Linked DNA regions of Homo sapiens: region 2 is linked to region 1. Evidence: read pairs that join two places in POLR2A ChIA-PET (ENCODE). Cell type or tissue: OCI-LY7. All regions are shown on one strand.

The links. ChIA-PET counts read pairs that join two places held together with the same protein. Peaks named below come from ENCODE experiments on the same cell type or tissue, not always from the same donor. Only the 100,000 strongest peaks of a DNase experiment are listed, where the experiment ranks them.
Region 2: POLR2A ChIA-PET joins it to region 1 with 6 read pairs; 2 of 35 experiments call an interaction of 5 or more read pairs at or near these places.

The regions. Positions count from the first base shown.
Region 1 is chr5:140,685,604-140,688,103 of GRCh38, forward strand. The region is part of intron 2 of HARS1 (histidyl-tRNA synthetase 1); the gene reads right to left. Among named protein-coding and RNA genes, the nearest start is that of HARS1, 4.5 kb to the right of the region's middle. In OCI-LY7, no CTCF peak of the experiment used is centred here; no DNase peak of the experiment used is centred here.
Region 2 is chr5:140,284,702-140,287,201 of GRCh38, forward strand. The region is part of intron 2 of PFDN1 (prefoldin subunit 1); the gene reads right to left. Among named protein-coding and RNA genes, the nearest start is that of PFDN1, 17 kb to the right of the region's middle. In OCI-LY7, no CTCF peak of the experiment used is centred here; DNase peaks (open chromatin) are centred at 210 and 1,161; H3K4me3 peaks cover 1,232 bases; H3K27ac peaks cover 1,653 bases.

The sequences.
Region 1 (2,500 bases):
CCAGCTACCTGGGACGCTGAGGCAGGAGAATTGCTTGAACCCAGGAGGTGGAGGCTGCAGTGAGCCAAGGTCATGCCACTGCACTCCAGCCTGGTGACAGAGTGAGACTCTGTCTCAAAAAAAAAAAAAAATCATTAAAATGGTAAATTTTATGTTACGTATATTTTCCTACAAAAAAAAATCCACTACTGTATTTTGTACTTTGAATGAATGGATCCTTTGCCTGTGCATGATTTCATAACAGGTCTTTCAAATGTTGATACATTTCATTATACAATATCAGGAAGCCTTATTTATTTACATCACTTCAGATCTCATCAAGAAAGTCTTTTTTTTTTTTTTTTGAGATGGAGTCTCGCTCTGTCACCCAGGCTGAAGTGCAGTGGTGTGATCTCGGCTCACTGCAACCTCCACCTCCCAGGTTCAAATAATTCTCCTGCCTCAGCCTCCTGAGTAACTGGGACTACATACAGGCGCGTGCCACCACGCCCGGCAAATTTTTTGTATTTTTAGTAGAGACGGGGTTCCACCATGTTAGCCAGGATGGTCTTGATCTCCTGACCTCATGATCCACTTGCCTCTGCTTCCCAAAGTGCTTGGATTACAGGCATGAGCCACCTTGCCTGGCCTGTTTTTATTTGTTTGTTTGTTTTTGAGATGGAGTCTCACTCTGTCACCCAGGCTGGAGTACAGTGGCGTGTTCTCGGCTCACTGCAACCTCCACCTCCCAGGTTCAAACGATTCTCCTGCCTCAGCCTCCCAAGGAGCTGGGATTACAGACGTGAGCTACCATACCTGGCTAAATTTTTATTTTTAGTAGAGACAGCGTTTCACCATGTTGGCTAGGCTGGTCTCAAACTCCCGACCTCAGGTGATCCGCCCACCTTGGTCTCTCAAAGTGCTGGGATTACAGGCGTAAGCCACCACACCCAGTAGAAAACTCTTTAATTATTGGGAAGCTGTCAAGCTTATGATGGAAGATGCAAGTTTTCTAAAATTCTTTTTTTTTTTTTTTTGAGATGTAGTTTCACTCGTTGCCTAGGCTGGAGTGCAATGACGCGATCTCGGCTCACCACAACCTCTGCTTCCCAGGTTCAAGCGATTCTTGTGCCTTAGCTTCCCTAGTAGCTGGCATTACAAGCATGCGCCACCACGCCCAGCTAATTTTTAGTAGAGATGGGGTTTCTCTATGTTGGTCAGGTTGGTCTCAAACTCCCGACCTCAGGTGATCCGCCCGCCTTGGTCTCCCAAAGTGCTGGGATTATAGGCTTGAGCCACCATGCCCTGACTAAGTTTTCTAAAATTCTAACTTTCACCTGAATACTTGAATTTTTTCACTGCCTACAAGTACTGTCAGATGTTTTCCTTGAGGTGACGAGGCTCACTTCGTTTATTGTTGTAAAAATGTCTGCCAAATATTTAAGTTTGAAAAACCATAATTTATCTTTCAGTTGTTAATTCAAATAAAACAAGATGTTCTATGAAAAAAGTAGCTAGATCAGCTTGCAACTTGAACAATGGCATAAGCATTTTCCCTACCTTGGCGTGCAGAAGTGCTTTATGTGTACTTCCCATTTTGTCATAGCAAATATTTAAAAATAGGGTCCTCAAGGGTCAAGATTCAATAAAATCAGTAAGTTTTTGGCCAGGCATGGTGGCTCAGCCTAGCACTTTGGGAGGCCAAGGTGGGCAGATTGCCTGAGCTCAAGAGTTCCAAACCAGCCTGGGCAACATGGTGAAACATGTTGTAGGTTTCTTGTATGTTTTTTGTATTTCTGTAAAAATACAAAAAATTAGCTGCATGTGGTGGTACCCGCCTGTAATCCCAGATACTCAGGAGGCTGAGGCACAATAATTGCTTGAACCCGGGAAGTGGAGGCTGCAGTGAGCCAAGATCGTGACACTGAACTCCAGCCTGGGCAACAGAGTGAGATTCTGTCTCCAAAGAAACCCCAAAACAAACAAAGTTTTACCATTTTATCAATGACATAGTTAAGTAAAACTGAATTTTTTAAATTAATTAATTAATTAATTTATTTATTTACTTACTGTGAGTGCATGGCAGTGAAGAACACACTGGCTATTAGTACAGTTTAGTGTCACTGTCTTAATGTATGCTAAGGCACCAGCAGTTCTACTCACCAGCGCTTTTGTGCCTTCAGTGCAAATGTTAACACAACGAAAAAGGCAGATAATGTCTTAGAATTATTATAGAAGGGCCAGGCGCAGTGGCTCACGCCTGTAATCCCAGCACTTTAGGAGGCCGAGGTGGGAGGATCACTTGAGGCCAGGAATTCAAGACCAGCGCAGCCAACACGGTGAAACCCCATCTGTACTAAAAATACAAAAAATTAGCTAGGTGCGGTGGCACATCCCTGTAGTCCCAGCTACTCGGAAGGCTGAGGCAGGACAATCGCTTGAACCCGGGAGGCGGAGGTTGCAGTGAGCTGAGATCACGCCACTGCACTCCAGCCTGGGCGACAGAGCAAGACTCCGTCTC
Region 2 (2,500 bases), 400 kb before region 1:
CTCTCATGACAAATAATATGCAGATAACATGCTTAAAATACTCAGGATTATATAACCTGAATTCGAGTTGATGCTTTGCAAAAGGCCTCTTCTTTGACCTGGAAATCAGTGCCACGTGCCTCTGCACTGTCCACTCTCAAGGACTTGTAACCTGCTATTTCACTTCCTCATTTATTTGTAATTATGCCATCTGAAAACATAATTCTGAGACTTTCGGTTTTGATTATTTGAGAAACATCAGACTCCGTTTTCTAAATCATCCTGCAGTTTGGTACAACTTCCACTTTCTTATAACTCAGTATGAATCAAAACCATTGTTCACCTGCCCAAAACACAATCCCAGATCACTTGCACTGCTGCATTTTGGACACAATTTCCAAAGTATGGTCACCTAGACATATGCTATTCAGAAACAACAAAATGCTTATGACGAGTTCACTTTGGGTGGGAAATTTTTAGAGGGTGTCTAAAAACGTATCCTATTAGCATTTAGGTTTCAGGGTATTCACAAATTAAGCAGCATAGAAAAGACATAAGAATGAGCCTATCTTCAGGAGAATGGCGTGAACCCGGGAGGTGGAGTTTGCAGTGAGCCGAGATCGCGCCACTGCACTCCAGCCTGGGCAACAGAGCGAGACTCCATCTCAAAAAAAAAAAAAAAAGAATGAGCCTATCTTGCTTCTTTGCCTAACTCCACTGGTGAGGAAAGTTACTGAATTTTTACGTCGTAATTTTTAGCGTGGAAGCAAGTAGAAATAAATTGAACTTCTTTTTTTAAAATTTTTTTAAATTGAATTTATTTCTTACTTTAATCACTTCCTTAGTAAGGAAGTGATTAAAACTTTATGGCACATCCACATTGTGGACTGCTCAGTGAGTTACAGACTTCTGTTATTGGCATAATGAAGAGTAGATACCCTGAACACTCCTGATTAGAAACAAAGGAAAAAAAAATTTTTTTTTAACATTTTGTTGAACTAACACAAAAGGAAGGATTCCACAAAGGTCCAAAGTGAAGTGAAACTGGGAATTCAGGAATGTAAGACAGCAGTAAATTGGCTTTCATCCTGAGAGTTTATGCTGAATCCTGGAGACCTTAAGTATCCACACTGGCACAGAAATAGGATACAAAACAGGAGATAAAACCAAGGGGGCAGCCAGGCATAATGGCATGCACCTGTAGTCCTAGCTACTCAGAAAGCTGAGGTGTGAGGATTGCTTAAATCCAAGAGTTCAAGTCCAGCCCAGGCAACATAGCAATGCCCCATGTCTAAAAAATAAATAAATTTTTTTAAAAAAGAATGACTAATTAAATAAAAAACCAAACCGAAATTTAAAAAAAAATATTTTTTTTATTGACATGTAAAGATGTCAATATAGTAAGTTAGTAAGTAAGTAAAAACTCAAGTTTAAAAAATTAGCACGTCAGCCAGGCGTGGTGGTTCACACCTGCAATCCCTGCACTTTAGGAGGCCGAGGTGGGTGGGTCACTTGAGTTCAGGAGTTAGAGACCCGCCTGGCCAACATGGTGAAACCCCATCTCTACTAAAAATACAAAAAAATTAGCCGGTGTGGTGGCGGGTGCCTGTAATCCCAGCTACTCGAGAGGCTGAGACAGGAAAATCACTTGAACCCATGAGACGGAGGTTGCAGTGAGCCAAGATCGTACCATTGCACTCCAGCCTGGGTGACAGAGTGAGACTCTGTCTCAAAAAAAAAAAAAAAAAAGAAAAGAAAAAAGAAAAATCAGCATGTCATTCCATTTTCAAGATGAAAAAATATGTAAAATAAAAAAGGATTTACACAAAGATGAAATGGGACTGGAAAAGAAAGAGAGAGCTTTTTAAAATTCATTGCTCGAAAAATGTTTCCTCTTGAATCCTCAATTTTTTTTGCGGGGGGGGGGGGGGGGGGGGGGGCGGGGGAGACAGTCTTGCTCTGTTGCCCAGGCTGGAGTACAGTGATGCCACCTCAGCTCACTGCAAACTACGCCTCCAGGGTTCAAGCAATTCTCGTGCCTCAGCCTCTGGAGTAGCTAGGATTATGGGTGCCTGCCACCACACCCAGTTAATTTTTGTATTTTAGTAGTGATAGGAGTTTACCATGTTGTCCAGGCTAGTCTCGAACTCCTGACCTCAGGGGATCCAACCGCCTCAGCCTCCCAAAGAGCTGGGATTATATATAGGAGTGAGCCACCATGCCCGGCCAAAGTTTTCTAAGTATGTAAAAAATTACCAAGTACAAAAATAAGACCTAGTCAGGTTAAATACCTTGCCCAGCTTGTATGTATTAGATTAGAACACTCGGTCTTTTTCGTACCATATTATAGTGGCTCTAATGTAAGTTATTATAAATATGTGTGTATGTGAATATATGTATACAAATAATCCAATCAACCTTGGATTAACTAGTTGGTTAAATTTGTTTCTCACAGGAGATACAGGCAAACAATTCTGAAATTGCTTTATATGTGTATGGGGATAAATAAATAAGTAAATGG